Linked DNA regions of Homo sapiens: regions 2 and 3 are each linked to region 1. The links are chromatin loops, found by intact Hi-C in ENCODE. Cell type or tissue: heart right ventricle. All regions are shown on one strand.

What was found. Hi-C counts contacts between places; a loop is a spot of excess contacts. Peaks named below come from ENCODE experiments on the same cell type or tissue, not always from the same donor. Only the 100,000 strongest peaks of a DNase experiment are listed, where the experiment ranks them.
Region 2: a loop joins it to region 1, with 4 times the contacts of the local background. A loop is called at or near these places in 64 of 110 quality-filtered maps.
Region 3: a loop joins it to region 1, with 2.4 times the contacts of the local background. A loop is called at or near these places in 42 of 110 quality-filtered maps.

Annotation. Positions count from the first base shown.
Region 1 is chr1:8,345,155-8,353,154 of GRCh38, forward strand. RERE (arginine-glutamic acid dipeptide repeats) reads right to left here. Exons shown (of 23, transcript NM_001042681.2): 23 at 7,250-8,000. Among named protein-coding and RNA genes, the nearest start is that of SLC45A1, 31 kb to the left of the region's middle. RefSeq lists an enhancer at 4,709-5,529. In heart right ventricle, CTCF peaks have their summits at 4,018 (motif pointing left), 6,720 (motif pointing left) and 6,930; DNase peaks (open chromatin) are centred at 3,987 and 4,992; H3K27ac peaks cover 1,916 bases.
Region 2 is chr1:7,971,791-7,979,790 of GRCh38, forward strand. It overlaps PARK7 (Parkinsonism associated deglycase), which reads left to right. Exons shown (of 7, transcript NM_007262.5): 6 at 5,862-5,948. Among named protein-coding and RNA genes, the nearest start is that of PARK7, 14 kb to the left of the region's middle. In heart right ventricle, a CTCF peak has its summit at 3,670 (motif pointing right); a DNase peak (open chromatin) is centred at 3,654.
Region 3 is chr1:8,011,338-8,019,337 of GRCh38, forward strand. ERRFI1 (ERBB receptor feedback inhibitor 1) reads right to left here. Exons shown (of 4, transcript NM_018948.4): 2 at 4,158-4,355; 3 at 3,971-4,047; 4 at 390-3,059. The coding sequence starts at 4,282. The coding sequence ends at 1,873. Among named protein-coding and RNA genes, the nearest start is that of ERRFI1, 11 kb to the right of the region's middle. In heart right ventricle, CTCF peaks have their summits at 3,838 (motif pointing right) and 5,403; a DNase peak (open chromatin) is centred at 4,672; H3K27ac peaks cover 1,114 bases.

The DNA.
Region 1 (8,000 bases):
TTTCTCCATCCATCCATCCTTCCACCCATCCTCTTATCCACTCATCCACCCTCCAGATATCCAGCGAGTGCCTGGGTGTGGCAGACAGTGGTTGGCCTGGGAATCCAGCTGTAAGTGTCCACTCTGCCCTGCTGGAACTGATGTGAGAGGAAGGGAGACACATGGCTCACTGAGGTTCCGTGCAGCGCAAGCGCAGGGAAGGAGGACAGGGCGACAGCAGCGTGTCTGGGTGGCCTCAGTAGTGAGGTGCCGTTTGAGCAGTGTCCTGATGAAGCCAGGGAGTGATCTCTGAAGTGAGCACTTGCTTGACAGGCTCGAGGGAGCATAGGCACCAAGATGCTCAGATTGTAAAATGCCCCAAAAGTTGAAATCTCAAAGAGTTTGGAGCTGATGTGGCTGGCCAGCGCCCATCCTGCCTTTTGACTCCACAGGCAGGGACTAGGGGCTGGAGGGCGAGGTTCGGGTCATTCTTCCCCCTCCATCCGCCAAGGGTTCATTCCACAGATGGACACCATGTGCCTGCTGCGTGCAGGCGTCGCTGGGCCTGGGTCTGCCCGGGCTGTGCCCACTGCCTCCCAGTGCCCCTTTGTGGATCTGGCAAAGCTCTCGTGAGTGTGGCAGTCCCTCGCCATCTGGCCTCTGACCATCTTCGTCACCTGACGCTGGAAGCTCACCAAGGCCCCTTCTCAGAGGCCTGGGAGGGCTCCTCCACGCATGGTGATTAATGGCCATGAGGGGTCACGGCCGGGTCCCTGTTGTCGCCAAGCTGGGCCTGGTCTGGGATTGTGCAGCCCCCAGTTCCCTCACTGCATGGGCCCTGTGTTCTGGGGACATATAAGACATCCCTGACCACAAATCCACAACAAACAACAGGGGTTCTGGGGCCTGTTGCCAGCCTTGGGGAGTCTGGCGTTCATGACAGTGTCTTATCATCTTGCTGTGACCACTTAGGGCCAGTCAGAAAGGCTACCTCCCCACCTGGGCCACAGCCTCCCTCCCAACCACGGCCTCCCCACCTTGGTTATGATTTTCCCACCTGAGCCCCGGCCTCCCCCATGGGCCATAGCCTTCCTCAGTGTCACTGCCTGCTGCCTCCTGGAGCCCCACCACTCCTCTCTGCGCCCCTGCTGGACTCCTGGCCTCCTGTCTACCCTCACATCCATCTTCCACCCTGAAGCTGGGGGGCTGTAAACACGGGCCTGAGCCCATCCCCTCTTCTAGTCTTCCATGACACCTACCCTGGCTCCCCAGACCCTAAGGAATCAGGTAGAAATTCCTTCCACCAAACAGAGCCCAGCCCATCTTCCCGAGCCAGCCACCCGCCACGTTGCCAGCCCCCTGTACTACAGCCACAGAACCTTTGTGGGCCACAATCGGTTCCTGTGTTTAGGATCTTCCTGCAGGCCAAGTCCACCTCTTCTCTGCCCATCAATATCTGATTCATCCATGTAGACCTGTCTGAAATGCCACTTCCTCCGTGCAGTCCACCCTGCTTGGAGCCAGTGATTCTTTCCCTGTGCTTTCATGTGATGCTGCTTTACCCTTCATGGTCATGAGCTCAGTGAAGCGGGTCTCACGGTCCCTGATACACATGTAGCTGAAGCACAGAGAGGTTTAGTGGCTTTTCAAAGTCACACCGCTCCTTTGAGCCTCTGTAGACTCAGGCCCTGTTAGTCCCATGCTTTTCCTGGAACTGCAGACTTACCCTCCCCACATTTATGTTGTTTGGAAGAGCTTCAGACTTCCTAGAAAATGTGGTGTTGGGTGGCTGTCCTCTGGTCTGGGCTGTCTTTGCCCAGAACTGGTCAAAATGAAGAATAAGGGGCTTCCCGCTTACTCTTGGCTTGTCAAATCTTAGGCCCTCTTCCTAGAACTTTCTAACAAAACACAGATTGCTTCTACACGTGGGAATCGTCCCTGTCAGCCTCTCTTTTCTGAGAACCTGCCCTGCCTCCCGAACTGTGGGAGTACTGCCCTCTGGCCGGGTCCGAAAAGCTGCCCTTGACTTCCAGGTCTATTCCTAGCAGATGGCAGTGGGAGCAGCCACCAGCTCCAAACCACGAGGCCTAGGACTCACTGAGAGCCACATTCGTTTGACTTTCACATCTCAGAGAGGATTTCTCTCTACTTAAAAATCAAGCTGTGGGCCGGGCGCAGTGGCTCACGCCTGTAATCCCAGCACTTTGGGAGGCCGAGGCGGGTGGATCACGAGGCCAGGAGATTGAGACCATCCTGGCTAACACGGTGAAACCCTGTCTCTACTAAAAATACAAAAAATTAGCTGGGCATGGTGGTGGGCGCCTGTAGTCCCAGCTACTTGGGAGGCTGAGGCAGGAGAATCGCTTGAACCTGGGCGGCAGAGGTTGCAGTGGGCTGAGATTGCACCACTGCACTCCAGCCTGGGTGACAGAGCGAGACTCTGTCTCAAAAAAAAAAAAAAAAAAAGAATCAAGCTGTGATGATGAGGGTAGTCACCGCTGCTTGCTGTTTGTGAAGTCCTCACTACACACGAGGCCACGTGTGAATGAATCTTAATCCATTCTCCGACCTTGCTGGGAAAGAGGTATCATTCCCCCATTTGACAGATCTGGATCCTGAGGCAAGCACACCCAGTACCTGGCCCACGTCACAACAGGGTGGAGTTTGAGCCCGGGGAGTCTGAGTCCAGCCTCATGCCGCTGAGTGCCTTAGGAGCGCTGTGAGCCGGCCAAGCCCCTGAGGGCGGGCAGCTTCCTGCCCGTCTGTCTCCTGAACACTGTGCTGCTGCAGGGAGGCCTTCTCGCTCCCCAGGGCTCGCTCCCCAGGGAGCTCAGCTTGGAGGGAGCTTCTCATCCTATTCAGAGGCGAGGGGACAGCGGGAGAAGGCCTCTTGCTTTATCGATCAGCGCTCTGTGAGACTCATGCTTCTCAGGCCACTCAAAACAAAAACCACATCACCAAGATCTGAAGCCACTCCTGACTTTCCTGTCAGCAAACTTGGAAAGTGGCTCCCATTCCTTGATGCCACTCAGAAACGAAACACACCTAACAGCCATCGAGCACTGCCCACAGCACTTAGCATGGAAACTGAACGTCATCAAAGGAATTGCCCTAGAGGTCATCGCCTCCCTGGGTTTTGTGTTTCTTCCTCCCTAGGCTGTTGGGCTAACCCTGGACCATTCCCTGGGGAACCGGGACAGGGTAAGGTGGCATTCCCTGGAGAACCGGGAACCGGGACCCGGTAAGGTGGCATTCCTACACTCACCAGGCTGGGCTACAGGTTTCTGGGGGAACAGGGATGATTTCCCTGGAATATGCAAGAACTGACAATTGCCTGGCCCCCCCGCAGTCGGGAGGTCCTGGCCCTCCCTGCACCTGCTCAGAGTGTGTCTGCAGAATCCACTCGGGTGCGTGGGGCGTGACGTATCATCCTCAGCGGGGAGCGGGTGGAGGGCATCCGTAGAGGGAAGGAGCAGGTGTCTGGAACTGGGGGTGGGTACTTTTGTGGCACACAAGGACCCCCAGCAGCTGCTCAGGGGGCTTGTCGGGGAGTGGGGGCGCGGTTAGTTATGGGAGTCATGATTCTTGGAAGTCATCCGCTGCTGATGCCATCCTGGGATTCTCTTCCACACAAGGAACATTGAGTTCCTACCGGGTACCTCCCAAGCCTTGGGGGATGCAGCGGAGAACAGAAGAAACCTCCTGTTCTCTAGACAAGGCCTTTGCCCTCATTCTCACAGCCGTGCCCGCCCTGCCTGCCCACAGCCATCAGCCTCACCTGCCCACACTCAGCCCCCTCTTCCCAGCCATCTCCACAACCCGCTCTGCTGAGGCCTGTCCAGTTGCCTGATCTCTGACCCGCCTGTCCGGCCGCCTGCCTCGAGGAAACGTCGGATCTCTTACACAATGCTCGCTGTCAAACCCTCCAGCCTTCCCCACCATCGCCGGGGGCCTTGACTTGCCCCTACACCAGAGCTGCAGGTCTTGTGGCAGCCGCGGGCCCAGGGCAAGCACCTGGGCCTTGTAACGACTGCCACCTGGTGGCCAGGATGGGGATGGACTCTGTTCGACGGCTGCCCAGCAGCAGGGTCCAAGGGGATTGGGGGGTGGGGGGGACTGGGTGGTCACATGCCCAGAAAACAGTGGGATAGGCAAGAAATGGCCTCAGGAATCCTCTCTGGGACAACTAAAAGGTGCTCTAAAAGCCTGTTTTTAATTTGCTCCAATGGATACTCAAACCCTAGGGGTTCATCAGAAGCTGATCCCCCAAGCCCCATTCCCCACTTCTACGATGGTGTCAACCAGGGTTGGAGTCAGAGGGACTGCAGGGCCCACACGGCAGGCACAGTCAAGAGAATGTGAAGGGAGGGTCTCCAGGTGCCCAGCAGAGGCGTCCCTGGGAAGCCTTCCGAAGTCAACCCAAAAGGTCCTTCTATCTGGTCCTTCACACCCACTTTCCAATAGCACATCTGGACTGGCAGCAAGGAACCTTGCCCTGCAGGGCCCGTCCGTCCGTCCATCCGTCCGTCCGTCCATCCATCCATCCATCCATCCATCCATCCAGCAGGGTCCATCCACCCATCCATCCATCCCTCCAATATCTGCAGAGCAAGTGCCTTCCACAAACTTGGTTCATTAAGAAGGGGCCCGGGTGCCTGTGCATACACAGAACTGGGCTGTGGGAGATACAGGGGGACTTCTGCAGCCTGGGTCCCTGAGGTGTCAAAAGGGAACAATGACCACTCTTGACAAAGACAGCCACTAGAGAAGCCACCTTGAGTTGGAGAAGCAGAGAACCAGGTCCCAGAACTTGAGTTGCCAAGGATTCCAGGGCAGCTAGGAACCCAGTGGGGATTCAGGTAAAGGACCTCAGATACCGAGACTGTCAAAGGCCGACAATGCCGCCTCCGAGAGGACCGGGTGAGGCATCTGCAGCTGGAGCTCATCAGGGGCTGAGCAGGAGGCTGTTCCTGGCCCCCTGGGGATCCACGATGGATGCCAGCTCCAGCCAGGCCCCGCCTTCTAACGGGAGGTCCGGGAACCTTATGAACCAGAAAGGGCTTGCTTTATCCTGCAGCCCGTATCAGTCCAACCGGATGGCCAAATGTGCGGCTGCATCCCTTGGCTGGCTCATCTGGCAGATCCTCCTTAGGAGGAGGTAGGGAGGCCAAGGACCCCGCTGTTCCTCGGTCTCCATTGGGCAGCAGGAAGGGCCCCAGGGGTCCAGTGCAGGACAGACTTTTCCACTGGTTTTGGGGCCTGGCAGCTTCATCCCCAGTATCTGGGTAGCTGGTTCTGATTTCAAAGCTCTGAGTTCAGATATGTACCCAAGCCTTCTGGGCTGGTCAGGTGAGGCTGATGGTGGTCACTGAAGTCTGTGCTGGTGCCCAGTCACACTGCCCTGGGTCTCACCATGTGGTCAGGCTGGGGCTAGTGAGGGCTCTTAGCTCAGATGACGGCTCCCCACATCTCAGCTTCCACACAGAAGGGCTCTGGCCCTGACCCCCCCCCCCCCCGCCCCCCGCCACCACTCATCAGCTGATCACATCCACAATTGTATAGCTCACCAGTGCTGATTTTTGAGGGCCTGGAAGCTTGCAATCTCGTGTGTGTGTGGGAGGCCACCGCTGATCTCTCCACGGTGCATCCTTGCCCTTCAGATGCGTGATCTTGACTTACCCAGGTGAGGCTTAAGTGAGGTCTCTCCCTCCCTAGACTTACCATGGACAATTATCAACAATGCAGCCACACACCCAGCTGCACACCTACACTGTGCTGAGGCCCTGGGACTTACACCATGCCCTGCAAAGTGCCATCTTCCTAGCCCACCTGCAGTGGAACCAGCGGGGCTGCTGAGCCACCATGCTCAAGCTGAGGATGCGTTTCCAGGAACAAAGGGGCAGAGGGCACGTGGGACGTCGTTGGGGCAGCAAGAGGCGAGGGCCTGGCTTTGGGGTGCTGCTGGAGGACAGCACCATTTCCCTCCGCCCCGTCCACCCAGCAGATGTCTGGTTAGCATTCCCGGCCCTCTTCCTCACATGGGTGCGTGGCAGAGTGGTGACAATGGCCACAGCTGTTCATGCCTGAGAAGCTGCCCAGCTCTGATGAGGCCTTGTTGTAGCATGAACCTACTATCTCCTCAAGACGCTTGGATCCAACCATTTAACCACACTGAAATCTACACTTCACAGACCTGTACCTGTTAAACCCTGCAGCTTCCTAAGGGGCACAGTCCCGGAGACCCACCAAGACAGCGCCTGGATTCCAGCCTCTCCCAGCCACCCCAGTGCCATCCTCTCACCCAAGACCTGGACTGAGAGCCACCTGGGGCTCCTGTGGCCAGCCTGCGGGCCCATCCCTGTGCCCTGGTCAGCCACGCTGCTGAGCAGGACCCCTGCTGTTCGCCTCAAGGGCCGTCATCGTGTGCGCCACTCGGGTCTTTGCATGGCGAAGCTTTCTCAGGTCCTGAGCGAGGCAGTGCCTGGTGCCTGCTGCTCCCCAAGTCTTTACCACGTGGCGGACCCTGCCTGGTTTGAGGACAGTTTACCAACAGTCAGCTTTCTGGGCTGCTCTTGCCCCATGTCTGCAAACACCTAGAAACTGATGGCCCTATCCCAGATGACAAAGGGTGGACACACATTTCCGGGGACAATCCTGAGGCTCCAGGAAAATGCCCTCAACAGGTTCTGAAGCCACAGCGCAATTCCAACGCCTGCCCCCCTGTGGCCATGTCCACACCCTGCAGGCTGCCTGCAGCCCCTTTGGAGGGTTAGAGCCCCTTAGGCCTGGGATGCATCCTCCACCTGGAGTGCAGCTCTAGAGCTGGGTGGCTGGGGGTGGGGTGTGGGGGCACTGGTAGGCCACGGGGAGGCAGATGGGGGCCAGGCAGGAGGCCGCTAGGATGGGGTGGTTCCGATGTGTCTCCTGAGCAGGCAGGGTGCCACATGCCCATACATGCTGGTAACGCCCACGGATTAGAGGTGTGGGGTGAATGGCAAGGGGTGGGGGAAGATGCTCTTAGTCCCAATGCCAGTGCCTGCTTAGGGCCCATCCCGCTGCTTGGGGAGCCTCCAAAGAAAGACAGCACCCTCACCAGGGAAAGCCTCTTCCCAGACAGAGGATGTTTCTGGAAGCCACTCTGGGATGCAAACAGGGTCCCGAGCAGCAGGGAACAGCCGACTCTCCCTCTGTCCCTTCCCCACCTGGGGTAACAGCCAGGATCCCCGCCCACTCTCCAGGAATGAGACAGTGCACGGGAGACACCCAAGGGTTGTAGTGTAGCTTGGTTTTATTTATGTCCACAAATATTTCAAAAAAATTACAAAATACTCAAATGGAGAGAACACAGAAGTCACGATTTCTGGGTGTCTACTGTTTACACTGTGTTATCTCATGGCAAACTACTCATATATACATTTAGCTTCAAGATATATAGAAACGTAGCAAATCCGAGTGTGCACGCTGCCTCTGCCGCAGTGGAGTGAAGCTCAACCTCGAGGACACCGAACAAGATACGGACACACACAGAGGAGCCAAACCAAACCCCGAACAAAGGGAGGAAAATCCGAAGGAAACCGAGTGGTTGGGCTTCAAAGACACCATGAAGGTCAGGGCCTCCTAAACAAACTGTAGTTTATCTGGTGAGGGTTTCGGGTCGAGGGTTTTTTAGATGGAAGAATCTCAGCGCTTCGCCTTGGGATATGGGGAGAAAAGCAAAGCTAACAAGAATGCCTTCGGACGGCTTTCAAGCACAGACCTCAGAGGACTCGACTCTTCTTTGGAAAAATGGATGCCAAAGGAGGAGATAAAGAAGGTTTAACTGAATGGTAGATGTTGTGTTCTACCAAAAAGAAAGAAAAACCAGAAGCCGAGAAGGTGGGGGCCTGGATGCAGGAGTCTGGGAGCCCAGCAGGAAGAGGCCTCGCTCAGAGCCACGGGAACAAGCCTGCCATGAGGGCCTGTCCCCACCCCAGAAGGAAACGAATGCCTTCAAGCCAATGTGGCCTGAAGTCCCACGACAA
Region 2 (8,000 bases), 370 kb before region 1:
GGCGTGGTGGCGGGCGCCTGTAATCCCAGCTACTCGGGAGGCTGAGGCAGGAGAATCGCTTGAACCCGGGAGGCGGAGGTTGCAGTGAGCCGAGATTGTGCCGTTGCACTCCAGCCTGGGGGACACGAGCGAGACTTCGTCTCAAAAAAAAAATAAAATAAAATAAAATAAATATTTGTCAGAAGAGTGAATGAATAAACGAATGAATGAGTGGATGGTTTGGTAAACATCAACATCAAAACATGTTGCTGTTGCTATTTTGTTCAATACAGTAGGCTTTTCAAAAGAAGTTATGGGCCAGAGGTCCTGGGGACTTGATACATTCGAGTATCAGTGGTTCTCAATGTTCTTTTGGTGCACTTGCAAGGTCAAAGCAGATGCTACTGAGGGGCCAGGTGTGGTGGCTCATGCCTGTAATCTCAGCATTTTGGGAGGCCAAGGCAGAAGGATCTCTTGAAAGCCAGGAGTTTGAGACTAACCTTGGCAACATAGCCAGACCCCCATCTCAACAAACAAACAAACAAAAAATTAGCCAAGCACAGTACTGCATGCATGTAGTCCCAGCTACTCAGGAGGCTGAGATGGGAGGATCGCTTGAAGGCAAGAGTTAGAGGCTGCAGTGAGCTATGATTGCACTCCAGCCTGGGCAGCAGAGTGACACCATGTCTTTCAAACAAAATGTTATTCGCCTTTTTTCTTCTCAGTCTTTCAGGAGTGACATCAGAGTAGGATGATACCATCATCTGAGAATTTATTATTGTGTTTTAAAAATTTCCCAGTTTTATTAGGTTGATGTAAAAGTAATTGTGGTTTTTGCCATTAAAAGTAATTGGCGTGGCACAGTGGCGCATGCCTGTAATCTCAGCACTTTGGGAAGCTGAGGTGGGCAGATCGTTTGAGGTCAGGAGTTCAAAACCAGCCTGGCAAACGTGGTGAAATCCCGTTTCTACTAAAAATACAAAAGTTAGCTGGGCATGGTGGTGCACGCCTGTAATCCCAGCTACTCGGGAGGCTGAGGTGGGAGGATCACTTGAGGTCAGGAGTTCGAAACCAGCCTGGCTAACATGGTGAAACCCCGTCTCTACTAAAAATACAAAAGTTAGCTGGGCAGTTAGCTGGGTATGGTGATGCATTCCTGTAATCCCAGCTATCAGGAGGCTGAGGCAGGAGAATCTATTGAACCCGGGCGGCGGAGGTTGCAGTGAGCCGCGATTACGCCACTGCACTCCAGCCTGGGTGACACAGCAAGACTGTCTCAAAAAAAAGTAATAATTTTTAATATGGCAGATGTTCATAGATATAACCCACATAAAAGCTAAAGGGATTCTAAGACCTAAATGTTTGAGAACCGTGGCATTAGGGGCTGGGAAGAACCACAGAGGTTGACCACCCTGGCAGGTCTTGTACGTGGGCTTACTACAAGAGTCACCACTAGCCTTTTGACCTGCCCTGAGGCTCAGGTAATTATCTCTGCCAAAGGGCACTGCAGTCACTGCAGCCCAAGCAGCTGCTCCCCTCTTTGGAGAGAAAGTCACAGATCCTTGAGTTTGGTTTTCTTTGGCTCTGCTGCTGTGAAGCAAGCCTCAGTCCTAGATTCTTTGACCAAAGGAAGAAAGAGTTTGGGCTGAGTTTGTTTCCTTATGATTCTGCTGAAAGTAAAAACCACATGTCAGTTTGTCCTGTGCCACAAAAGTAGCAAAATCACTTAAGGTCAGGAGTTCGAAACCAGCCTGGCCACCATGGTGAAACCCCATCTCTACTAAAAATACAGAAATTAGCCAGGCGTGGTGGCGCGTGCCTGTAATCCCAGCTGCTTGGGAGGCTGAGGCAGGAGAATCGCTTGAACCTGGGAAGTGGAGGTTGCAGTGAGCCAAGATTGCGCCATTGCACTCCAGCCTGGGCAACAAGAGTGAAACTCCGTCTCAAAAAATAAATAAAATAAAATAATAAAAATAAAAATAACAAAAATTAGCAGGGCATGGTGGCGCATGCCTGTCGTCCTAGCTACTTGGGAGGCTGAGGCAGGAGAATCGCTTGAACCCGGGAGGCGGAGATTGCAGTGAGCCGAGATCGTGCCACTGCACTCCAGCCTGAGCGACAGAGCAAGACTTCGTTTCAAAAAAAAAAAAAAAAAATCAACCACATTTGGCTTACTGTTTTGTGCTGAGGCTAGATGGAATGCCATGCTAAGAAGCATGGGCCTTATAGTACTTTAAATCAACATTAAAAAATAAACAGGCTGGCTGTGGTGGCTCATAGCTGTAATCCTAGCACTTTGGGAGACTGAGGTGGGAGGATCACTTGAACCCAGGAGTTCAAGACCAGCCTGGGCAACATAGTGAGACCCCCCCACCGACCTCTACAAAAAAATATTTTAAAAAATCAGCCTGGTGTGGTGGTGCACACTTGTAGTCCCAGCTACTCAGGAGGCTGAGGTGGGAGGATCACTTTGAGCCCAGGAATTTGAGGTTACATTGAGATGTGGTGATCACACCACTGCACTTGAGCCTAAAGGACAGAGCAAGACTTGGTCTCTTAAAAAAAAAAAGTAAAAATAGGCCAAGGGCGGTGGCTCACACCTGTAATCCCAGCACTTTGGGAGGCCGAGGCGTGCGGATCACAAGGTCAGGAGATCGAGACCATCCTGGCTAACACGGTGAAACCCTGTCTCTCCTAAAAATACAAAAAATTAGCCAGGCGTGGTGGCGGGTGCCTGTAGTCCCAGCTACTCGGGAGGCTGAGGCAGGAGAATGGTGTGAACCTGGGGGGCAGAGCTTGCAGTGAGCCGAGATTGCGCCACTGCTCTCCAGCCTGGGCGACAGAGTGAGACTCCATCTCAAAAAAAAAAAAATTATATAAAAAACAGTAAAAATAGAAAACACACTAGCAGTGTGTTTATACCATTGAATATCCTGCACCACTGTTGTGGGCACTACACCAGAAATAGGAAAAAATGTGATGATGAGCTGAGCTAATTGAGATGAGGGTTATGGGAATGGAACAGAGGAGTGATGGAAGAGATTTGGATCTTTTAAATTGGCAAACAGAAAAATAAGATTCTTTTTTTTTTTTTTTTTTGTTGAAATGGGAGCTTTGCTCTTGTTGCCCAAGCTGGAGTGCAGTGGTGCAATTTCGGCTCACTGCAACCTCCACCTCCCAGGTTCAAGCGATTCTCCTGCCTCAGGCTCCCGAGTAGCTAGAATTACAGGCACCTGCCACCATGCCCAGCTAATTTTTGTATTTTTGGTAGAGACGGGGTTTCACCATGTTAGCCAGGCTGGTCTCGAACTCCTGATCTCGTGATCCGCCCACCTTGGCCTCCCAAAGTGCTAGGATTACAGGCGTGAGCCACCGCACCCAGCCAAGATTATTCTGAAGTGTTGCAGTTAGGGATTGGAAACATTTTGAACACAAAGAATATTAGCCTAGTCCTTAATATTGAGTGAATGAGGAACGCAAATTGGAAGGGAGTCTATGTTGAGAAGAAAATTAAATGATATTTACTTTGAGTAGGGGAGGGGGAGGAAGTGTGGAGTTGGAGGAGTGGACAGTTGTCAGCTGAGATGCCCAGGTCTAGGAATGAGGCCTCTGGAAGCAAGGTCTTGGCCACCTGGAGGAGCTGGGGAGTTGGCAGAGGTGGTCATTTTGCATGTTACCACAGGGTGGTGCTGTTGGCTGCAGAAGGGGACATGGTCAGCTGCGCCCTCTGCACTGTAGTGCAGAGTACAGAGCGTTTTCATCCATCAGAATCCCAGGTCCTGGGAGAGTGAAACGTCTCTTCTCCAGTATTCCAAATAGGGTTCTGACGCCCCAGAAAGCAGTGATTATGAGCTTACCTGATAAGTATGAAAGACATCAGTAAATTCCTGAATCCAACTGTAACATAAATTTATTCACATCGTAGCAGTGATTTTATTACCACCTTGAAGGGAGCAGCCTAAAAATTCTCGTTCACCGATCACTTTCCTCACTGTGCTATCATCTATTAAAGTTTACTTTAAAATGCAAGATGATGTAGGAATTTCTTCTTAAATTCTTACCAAATAAAAATTAAAAACAATTTATAAATCCATTCAAATAAAAATTGATAATTATTCAATTCTTACGGACTTCTAAAATTTGCTACCATACATAGCTGTCTTGTGTGTAAAAATAACGTGGAGAAGAGACATTTGAGGCTTTTGATTTAAGAGCTATAAATCAGGACTTGGTCTGAAACTGACAGCTGATATTAGGCAGAAAGCTTATGTAATTAGGTAGTATTTGTGTGATCTTCCTGTTTGTAACAGCTACGGTCTGAGTAGCTTGTGGGTATATTATATAATTCCTTCCTTGGAGTCTTGTTGAAAAATGAAAGGACAGTAAGACCAAGACCTCTCAGGTTTGCTGACACTAAAAGTGTACAAACTGTGCCACAGGATCTTAGCCATCCAGGGCACCTTAAGTGTTTCCAAGATCAAGGTGCTGTTCTGAAACGTATCCTTCTAAGTGTCATGTGAGGCCTTAGAAAGAATGTTTATATGTGTGGCTTAGAGGAAAAAGGTAGAATGAATACTTTGTAAAAAGCTTTAAGATGAAATAACAATGAAAGGTATATAAAATCTTTGTTTTTAATCCTTATTTAGGACCATTACATACGCAATATGCTTGTGACCCTCCCTGAAGTTGGCCGTTTTCAGTGAATACATTTAAATAAAAATCTCAAGTTAGGACCTGCCAATTTGGAAAGACTTCATCAACTGACACTTCCATGTGGTTCTTTGCTTAAGTAGCTTTCATCACGTGATGCTAGTGCCTTTATATCTCACACTTCCAGGCACTTCACAGGCTATCTCCTTCAAGGACAGTGTGCTGTCCATTTTAATCCTACCACCTGGCATACTTGGGTGGATAGGTGGATGAACGAGTGTTAATTTCCCATTTTATTTATTTATTTTTTATTTATTTTGAGACAGAGTCTCGCTCTGTCGCCCAGGCTGGAGTGCAGTGGCACGATCTTGGCTCACTGAAAGCTCTGCCTCCCGGGTTCACCCCATTCTCCTGCCTCAGCCTCCCGAGTAGCTGGGACTACAGGCGCCCGCCACCACGCACAGCTAATTTTTTGTATTTTTAGTAGAGACAGGGTTCCAGCGTGTTAGCCAGGATGGTCTTGATCTCCTGACCTCATGATCCAGCCGCCTTGGCCTCCCAAAGTGCTGGGAATACAGGCATGAGCCACCGTGCCCGGCCTAATTTCCCATTTTCAAGTAGAAAATAAGATTACAAAAGAGCAATAAAATCCAGAAGTTCAGAGAGTACCAGTTGCCTTTAGCATGTAACTAAATCTTTCCTTTTACTAAGAGTGAGGTAAGAAGTTGAGCCCGCCCCAGTGATCCTCCCCCTCCTTTGGACTCCTGGTATATGTGGTCCCTGTTCTGGGGATGGGGAAGGTGAGAGAGGTGAGCACATTTTGTTTATCTGTGTATGCTCTGCTGGTATCAAGGTAAATCTTCTTGAGTAAATGGTTATTGAAGTATTTTGAGTTTCTGTGCTTTTGCCAGATGTGCTCAGCAAATCGTTTGTTATAAACATACTTTATCTCTCATACTAGGAAGTGTTTCATTTCAGAATCGTAGCTGTATGTTTGGTAAGAGCCTCTTGATTTTGAAGAATACTTTGCTGTTGCAGTTTTTGTTGTTGTTAGAGAAGGGGTCTGTGTTGCCCAGGCTGATGTTGAATTCCTGGGCTCAAGCAATTTTTCTACCTAGGCCTCCCCAATTGCTGGGATTACAGGCATGAGCCACTGTGCCAGGCACTATTGCGATTTTTTAAACATGGGCTTTTCTATATCTGCACTTAGATCTTTTTATTTTTATTCTTAGGTCCTACTGCTCTGTTGGCTCATGAAATAGGTTTTGGAAGTAAAGTTACAACACACCCTCTTGCTAAAGACAAAATGATGAATGGAGGTAAGTATATGCTTGTTTTTGTTTGTTTGTTTGTTTTTTGAGATGGAGTCTCGCTCCATCGCCCAGGCTGGAGTGCAGTGGCGTGATCTTGGCTTACTGCAATCCCTGCCTCCCGGGTTCAAGCGATTCTTCTCTCTCAGCCTCCTGAGTAGCTGGGATTACAGGCGCATGCCATCACACCCAGCTAATTTTTGTATTTTTAGTAGAGATGGAGTTTCACCATGTTGGTCAGGCTGGTCTCAAACTCTTTTTTTTTTTTTTTTTTTTTTTTTTTTTGAGACAGAGTCTCGCTCTGTTGCCCAGGCTGGAGTGCCATGGTGCGTTCTCTGCTCACTGCAACTTCCGCCTCCCGGGTTCAAGTGATTCTTCTGCCTCAGCCTCCTGAGTAGCTGGGATCACAGGTGTGCTCCACCACGCCTGGCTAATTTTTGTATTTTTTAGTAGAGATGGGGTTTCTCCATGTTGGTCATGCTGGTCTTGAACTTCTGACCTTGTGATCCACCCGCCTCAGCCTCTGAAAGTGCTGGGATTACAGGCATGAGCCACCGCGCCCAGTCTCGAACTCTTGACCTTGTGATCTGCCTGCCTCAGCCTCCCAGAGTGCTGGGATTACAGGTGTTAGCCACCGCGCCTGGCCCATATGCCTGTGTGTGGTTTTTTTTTTTTTTTTGAGATGGAGTCTCTCGCTCTGTTGCCCAGGCTGGAATGCAGTGGTGTGATCTCAGCTCACTGCAACCTCCGCCTCCCGGGTTCAAGGGACTCTCCTGTCTCAGCCTCCCGAGTAGCTGGGATTACAGGCATGTGCCACCACAAGTTTCTTGTAGACTGGGCACAGTGGCTTCCGCCTGTAATCCCAGTACTTTGGGAGGCTGAGGCGGGTGGATCGCTTGAGCCCCGAGTTCGAGACCAGCCTGGGCAACATGGTTAAACTCCATCTCTACTAAAAATACAAAAAACATTAGCCAGGCATGGTGATGCACACTGGTAGTTGCAGCTGCTCAGGAGGCTGAGGTGGGATGATCGCTTTAAGCCTGGGAGGTCAAAGCTATGGTGAGCTGTGATCTCGCCACTGAACTCCAGCCTGGAGGACAAAGCAAGACCCTATCAAAAAAAAAAAAAAAAAAAAGTTTCTTGTGTACCTGTAGAATTTTATCTATCACATACTCATTATCCTTTTTATTTTAACTAAAATGAGATCTACTAAATGTATTGTTCTGCAGCTTGCTTTTTTTAACTTAATGTTAATATCTTATGTTATCTTTTAACAGCACATGTAGATTTAGATTTGCTTCATCCTTGTTAAGTACAGCTGCTAGTCCAGTGTTGGAATGTGCCATGCTGTATGTAACCTTCTCCTGGGGGTGGGCATGAAGGTGGTTTTCTGCTTTTGCCCTTGTAAACCATGCCATAATGATCATCCTTGAATGCCGCTGTGAGCATATCTGAGCTCCACTTTAAAAGTGATGCACTTTTCATTATACTGCATGTTTTTTAATTACTAAACTTTAGTTTTTTAGAGCAGTTTTAGGTTCACAGCCAAATTCCCGTCTACCTTGACCCACTCGCCACTCCCCAGGCCCCCGCCCCTGGCCATGCATAGCCTCCCCTACTATCAACATCCTGCACCAGAATCTGTACCCACATTGACACATCATCATCCAGAGTCCACAGTTTACATGAGGGTTCTCTCTTGCTGTTGTACATTCTACATACAGTTACATTTGATCCAGAGCAGTGTTTTCCTGAAAATCCATGGTTTGTTTATTTATTTAATGTATTTGAGACAGAGGCTTGCTCTGTCACCCAGGCAGGAGTGCAGTGGTGTGATCTCAGTTCATTGTAACCTCCACCTCTTGGGATCAGGCAATCCTCTCACCTCAGCCTCCCGAGTAGCTGGAACTATGGGTATGAGCCACCACACTTGGCTAATTTTTAAATTTTTTTGTAGAGACAGGGTCTAACCATATTGCACAGTCTGGTCTTGAACTCCTGGCCTCAAGCGATCCTTCTGGCTTGGCCTCCCAAAGTACTAGGATTACAGATGTGAGCCAC
Region 3 (8,000 bases), 330 kb before region 1:
TAAGCAAGAAGCAAAGCCTGCCAAAGGGCCCAGAGTAACCGGGACCTCGTCCTAAAAATCAGAATGAGTCAAACCAAGTCTACACATCAGAACTGGTTTCTTCTGTCACGTTCTCCTTGATGTGGACTCCCACCCCCAACGTTGTTTCTGATAGTAACCCCAGAATCCAGTTCTCTTTCAGTTGTTAAAGGTAAAAACAAACAGCTCATTTCCACTGTATACTTTCATAATATGTGAAAAAGATTGCACAAATTATGTTTCATTCTAAAGAATAAGAGTTTCAAGAATACATTAAACTTCAAAGAATCTTCGCTTGTGCTTAAAAATAATGCTGTCAAATTGCTTCATACACTTTATAAGACTTTAGGCAAGAAACATTACTAATGGTATCATAAATAAGTATTATAACTTTATTAAAATGAAAAGACAATATTCAAAATAATGCAACAAAATGAATAAAATCCTTTGTCCAATACTGTACACATAATGCAGAAATCAGTGCATTTTTCTTAAGCATGTTTTAACCTTCATTTAGTTCATACTAAAATATAATAAGCTTTAAATAGCTCAAATAATATTCAGCAGTTTAAACTGTAAACAGCTTGTTTAACTGTTAAGAGAACATTGCAGTAATGTACCTCTGTTAGTGAGCACCTTCTCTTCTGTGCTTATCTCTTCAAGATAAATACATGGAAGGATGTGAAAATCGGAACACCAACTATGTGTCTCACTGCATCTAAGTGAAGCAGCCACAGCTGTGAGAGTTTTCAAAGCAGAAAGATGCTGATGTGACCTCTGGAATTCAGACATACTGAGCTATGGGTCAGAAGTGTTTTACTTAAAAAGCAAACAATCCCCAGGAAATACTGAATAGGAACCAGCAACACAAGGCCAGCTTGTGTTGTATGTTTATTAATACAGTCTAAAAAAAAAAAGCAAAACCACAACACACATCCCCAAACAATAACTCTCAATCACATAGCTAATTGCTTCATTATTTTGTAAAACTGACATCCTAACACTGGCACCTAGAATACTTTTCCATCTGAGTCTAACGTACCCCACTGCCTCTAATACGGCCCGCACTACGATGAGCTACTTCAGTGGGTGGGACCAAGCAGGAACTGTAAGGGAAAATTAGTCACTAGTTCTATTATCGTTTTATTTTTCAAGATGTGTGACAGGTACAGGTGACAATATGGTTGCCAAGTAACCTGCTCTCCCTCCCTCAACAAGACGCAACATGAAACCTGGAAGTATGAGGCCTTGGTATGATTTTTAACCTAAGCAGGTACACCCATGGTAAAGAATGGATACCCTGCCCTCCATGGAAAAGATTGCCTGCAAAAATAAATGGAACAAAATAGAAAAGGCCTAAAAGCCAGAAATCTTCAAACTTACTAAACAAAAATATTTTTTAATGATTCTGATCTAAACAATACTGTATCTTCTTCCATTTGCTCAATTTTCAGTCTATCAGGACTCATTTCTCCAGCTTGAGTTTATTATTCTGAATATATATTACTCTACGATAGTAACTAATTGGTTAACCTGCAGCTATGGTCTATGGTTATACCACAAGTTTATATATAGGTATGTAATGTATGCATATATAAAAAGCTTCCCCATCCTCCCCTCCCCACCATCACATCTTTAAATTATAGACTTGTAAGACTTTTTTCCAACACTAACAAAGTCAGGGTTTCTCAGCATAACAGCATCTCACAACTGCTCTAAACCTTCCACATGAAGACAGAGAGTTCAACTATTTTATTTTGCAATCTAAGGGATTTTTCTCTGCACTTCAATCAAACTGGAAAATTGAGAACCATTTGCTCCTATGTAACCTCTGCTGAACCATGACCCCAAGGTCTAAGGAGAAACCACATAGGATAAATGTTTACGCTTCACGTGGCCACCCAGATCCATTTTTGTTTTTGAGTCTGGCTTTTCTGTGGCTGAAGATATACCGCAGTCAGCAGGTAATGGCTGGATTTGGGCGCCTCCATTTGTTTCTTCTGCTTCCCTAAAAAATTTTTCATATTTGTCCAGGTATGGTGGTCGTTCAGGTAGTAGGTAATAATGTGTTGAACTAACCTTCTTCCCATTTTCAATAATGGGCAGAATGCAAGGAACCTTACTGGCAGATCCTTCGCTGTTCTGTCTTTGCAGTGCTTTGCTGCTGACATACTTGGGATCAGGGGCAAAGCTCTGTGTCGGGGGCATGACCCCATTGAGGTAAGACGGAAGGCTTTTGGGACTCGGTGTGCGCGAGTTACTCGGTGACAAAGGTTCTCTTGGCGGTACTTTGGGAGGCCTGTCTTCATCACTATAGGTGCTCGAAGTAACTTCTGCTGACCATCTTCTATAATCTGGCTTTACTGGTCTAGGAGGTATGGGAACTCTGGGGGGAACCTCAGGTTTGTCTTCATCGGAGTTAGGAGAAGCTCTGTGTATACAACAGTTGGATATCCTTATGGCTGGCTTGTTAAAGGAGCCAGCTGGTCCCGAATGAGACCTTCTTAATCTTCGGTGGGTCTGAGGTGGAGGAGGATTTGGATCTGGGACACCTCCATTTTGGTCAGACACATAGCTGAGATCTGCTGCAGAAACAGCTGGGGTATCAAAATATGCATAGTTGATTTGTCCACACCCACGGAAGCTTCGCCTGCCAGGAACATCATATTTGAAATCAGAAAGTGTAGAGTCTTCTAAAAGGAAGTCTGTATCTGAGCTAGTTAGGAATTCCACCTCACAGTCTGTGTCATCCAGAGAGAGGGCTTCAGAGATTGGCAACGGTGGAAGAGGCCTAGAACCCCGTTCACAAAGAGGGGCACAGGGGAAAAGGGAAGGGGAGTTTTTTATGGGTGTCAGTGGAGGGGTGGAAGCACAAACCCCATTCACTGTGAGTTTCTTAAAACCACATACAACTTGATCCTCTTCATGTGGTCCCAAGTTTTCACTTGGGGGAATAAGAAGAGGGGGCAAGCTGGACTTTTGAGATGGACCATTTTCTGCAAAGCAGTGGCCATTCATCGGAGCAGATTTGGAAGCATGCCCTGGAATGAACGAGAGATATTAATAAAAGATCAACAATCCTCTCTCCACCTGTGTGAGGGAGAGAGCACCCCAGCTACCTATGCTTCCACAGCTTTCTTCCTGAGTGAAACACTTGACTGCTGTCACCCCGAGAACACCCATGCAACCACCACAGGTGTAATTAGAGAGCAGAAGATTCTTAACGCACATGGTGTGGTTCAAAGAACAAACTATCTCCTCTATCTCCCTTGGACATGTGCACAGCGCACACCCACACATCACAGGCAAGTTTTGTGACGTGTGTAAAATTCGCGGAAGATGAATAGCATATAATTTACATGAATACCATACTGTACCAGCCTTGCCATTTAAGACATGCGACCATACTAGGCACGTAGGGTACCAATGAGATAAGACAAAGTCCTTATTGCTGGCACATCATAATATTGTGAGTGAATGGACTTGCCTGCAATGTGTTCAGTTCACACACAGCTCTTGACAAAGATCCAAGGAACAGAATATTCACATTAAAAATACTATTTTTTAAGTTTTGAGGAACATTTATACTATTTTCATCTATTACTGTCAAACATGCATTCGATACTAGTAAGAAAGGTGGGAAATCTCGCCTAAGGTTTCATGAAGTAAAGTATGCATCAGAGCTGGAATGAGAACTAATTCTTGATTTTAGAAGATCCCACGTCCATGAACAGTCCTACTTAGCAATCAGTGACTCAGAATGAAGGCAGTCGAGTACAATAGCTTGAGAAAAACACAGTTATCTTCTGAATCTGTTGCCACTAGGGGTCAGGCTGTTGTTGGAAATAGTTCAGGTTTCCTCATTTAAAAAATAATGCTGGAGGACAAGCTAACCCGAATCCAGACTGTTCTTCTCAAATGCTTACTGTGATCAGATTTTCAGAATACATACCAAGTGGTATTAGGCGCTCCTGAGCAGAAGAGTTCAGACTGTAGGCCATGGTTATCGGGTCAATATTTAAAAAGTTGCTGAAAGGAGAGGAAGCTACTTTGGTCATAAGCGAAGAGCAATCACAGCCTCTCCCATTTTAGTGTCACATATTTATCCAGATTACAGCAGCATTACATCCTCTACTTACTTTTTAAACTCACTGCGACTGCTCCAGTAGGTCTTCCTCATATTCCCCATGGCTCGGCCATTATGTAGAAATCCAGTTTTTAATGGGACTCTGATCTCCTGAGCAGCAACTCCTGCTATTGACATTGTGCCTTATTCTGGGACATCTCCAAACCTGTGAGGCCCAGGCACTTTAAAATCAACCAGTAGCTTTCATTCCCTGGGAGGTAGAAGAGATGAGAGAATAAAGAAAACAATTCAGAAATACCTCCATTAGGACAGTCTAAATTACAGCAAAGCTAACAGAGGATTTGGGGGATGCTGAATAGAAAAAATTAGTTGTAGACTTTCACTTAATTCTCACAGCTCGTGAGGGTACTTATATGTAAACACTAAAAATGATTTTTTGTGTAAATGCTAATCCAAAAGACATGAAATGTTTTAGTGAAATGAGAAATAATCTATTGCCAGCAAAAGCAGACCTCCTACTGCACAGCCTGAGAGTTGCACAACAAATCACACTCACTTGGCAATGCACACAGACCCTCCCCTGACTTATTAAACCAGCCTTCTAAGTTACGGCTGCACTGGGCATGAAGCACCAGTGGATCCTGCTTATTTTTCCCAAGCTAAAAAAGTAATTTCAGAAGCCACTGTATTTTATGCTGTAGAACTAATACTCACTAAAACACAATGCTGAAACTAAGCAAGAGTTTCTACAGTATTGGCACCTGACTACCCCAGGGTCTAGCATTTATCTGGATTTTGTATTTCAGGGTTGGCCATGGGGAGACAAATTCTCCAGTTACTACTTGTTCAAGGAACAAACAGTAATATATGAAGATACTAATTTCCATTATCCTGTAAAAATCAAGTTCTGCAAGATTACTGGCTTCAGTAAAAGCCTGGGACAGCTTCCTCCCTCCCTTTTAAAGACAAGTTAAAGGTACATTCTTTACATCCTCCTTTGTGAAACACCCAGTAACTCATATCTTGCTTAGCTGCAAGGCATGGATAACAAAATAAGTACATTTTTCTTAAATTAGTAGTTCCTCAACTTCAGGACCGCCAATCCCCTTTGTCAGATGTTACAGGTCTGGAGTCCCTATAGCCCCCTTTTCACTTTCCTTTTTTATTATTCGTTATGTGTTAGTCAGCATCAATCTCTGCTGTCTTCAGATAGCCAAGTTTATTTATAAGTTTAGGTTTTTTTCCTTAGGCACCAGGATATTATTTGTCAACTATTGTGTAACACTGACCCCTTTTGGGGGCACGTACATATACACTCTTTAACACGATCTCATTCTCTCACTAAATATTAGTAAGGGATCAGTGCAAATAATATCTGCACAGCTGAGTGCTGGGCACTGTGCAAAGGCTGGGCACTGTGCAAATGTGACACATTTGCTGTGGGGGAGAGGTACACAGGTTTTTTTTTTTGTTTTTTTTTTTGCTCAGCAACTTCAAATCTATTATTTACAAATCTGTCACCTCCTACTAGACTAAGCTCAGGACAGAGGCTGTGTCTCAATCACCTTTTAACAATCAGTACCTGGAACATTAGTAGGTGCTCAGTAAGTGAATGTTTGCTGAATGAATGATTGTATAATACCATCTAATTATCATAATCAGTATCAACTCAATATACACATTGTGTAAGGCACAGGGTTTTTTTTTTTAAAGCTAAAAACTTTTAAAAAATACTCTGCAAGTGTTTATTATTATTTTCCCATTAGAAAGGAACACAGTGATAAGTAATGTTCTACAGGTTCAAGATTTCAGTAACAAAGTAGAGAAGGGAGATCCAATGACTGGTTCTCTGCATTTTACCCTTCCACAGTCAGCTGTTCTACCAGGCAGAGATTTTATGATAGGGTTAAAATATTATTTCAGATAGTCAAGCATTATTTTTCTTTAAATCAATCTCTCAAATATATGATAAAGAAAACATTGTCATTTAAGAATTCTAATTGAGAGGTCTTTTGAGGATTGGTTTTTCAGATTACTTCAATGAAGCAAATGTGTTATCTACCATCAAGCTATAAAAAATTTAGAAACCAATTTAAAAATACTGCTAGCCTCTCCCTCTGTGTACTTAGCCCAGTGGTTTATCAAGCTTTTTCTAAGCATTCTACAAGCACTGGCAAGACTATGAGGAAAGTATCTGTGGTAATATAAAAATGAAAGGCAAGATAGGAAGAATATGGTATTTAAGTAGTTTGAAAGCACACGTTTGAAGATCGCTCATCCAGATTACAGGAAAATGCTGCAGGGGATTCTGCAGGCCCAACCCCCACCTGTCTGCAAGCCAACAAGTACTACTAGTAATTACTGTGTGTCAGCCTCCTAATGCCATCTAAATCTTAGCTTTCAACAGAATGATTGTGTAACTATCGCCTCTGCAGAAATTGCCTTGGAATTCTAAACTTACATTTCAATGGTCACTTAAAATTATTTATATGTTCTAGAAAAAGTTATTTTTTATTCATTGTTTCCATCACCTACTTGTTAGCTTTCTTAAGAAAAAAATTTTTTTAGTATAAAAAGAATTGTGTTCACTAAGCCAGCTCACTTCTGACCACAATAGTGTCTTTGTGTATTCATAGAAGGTGACCTGCCTCTAAATTTCAATGGGGAATTGTGAATGGGCCATGTTATGAAACTGTCCGAACTTCCTACTTGCTAGCATGGGAGACGAGGGGGGCAATATAACTGCCATGTTCTCTTCTTTTGGAAAATAACTTCAAACTGTAGACTCAAAAAGGGCAATGTGCTATAGGTTTGGAAGGAAGCTTTTAAAAAAAATGTTTCTCAGATTGTAAACTGAGGGTATGAAACCACCTGAAACTTTCTCTCTCTCTAAAAACCTTCTAGTATTCAGCACAAATGGAAGCGGGGGGCGGGGGGGGGGGGGGCGCGGAGTAAATAAATCCATTTTACCAACCTCAAGCTAAAAAGAAACAAACTCTTCCCAAGTGATGTTTAATGCCAATTTTTCACATTTTATCTGTCTTACAACTCATTAGAGGAAAACAATTGCAAAAATGTACCTATGTGGGGAAATCAGTATCTAAAAAGTACAAGATGGGATTATGTTATGGAATCCAAGAATAGGAAAGCGAATGTGAATCCAGACAGCATGGTTTAGACGGGGACCCAAATAACCTTCAGCATAACTTCTCCAAACTTCATCAACTATTTTTAGCTTTTTTAGTGGGTCTAAAATGCAGTTAAATACCAAATTTCAGATGTGAACCACCTTTTCCTGTTAACTTGATTCTTTTCTAAATTCAACGAAAAAAGAAGCCCTAAAATCATTTGCTTCTTGAGGTTATCCTTTTATTAATCCACTTGTATAGCTTCAACTCATAGACAGCTCCTGAATCAATGACTCCAGCCTGGCTCAAGCTTCAACTTTGCATTTCCTATTGTCTGGTGATTATCTTTCCACTTGGATGGCCCTCTGGCATCTCAAACTCTACAAACCAAACTCCTCCTTTCACTTCATACTCCATTCCCCACTCCCCAAACCAGTTCAGGGTCTAAGAGGATCACACTTCTCAAGGCACCATTTTTAACCTGAGGCCATGTACATTCAATTGCCAAGTTCCACAGACTACTTTTACATGGTTTCTCAAATCTTACCCTTCCATTGACAGGCATCATTCTTCCTGGGGTCTGGCAATATGCAACCTATTCTACAACACTAGTACCAAGTCAATATTCCTTAACAACAGCTCAAGCTAAGATTTGCTGCTGCTCAAAAAACCTTCAAAGGCTCCTAAATAAAACCTCCTCAGCCTGGCAATTTAGGGCCTCCACAATATAAACCTAATCTATATTTTCAAGCGCGCTTCTATTTTCC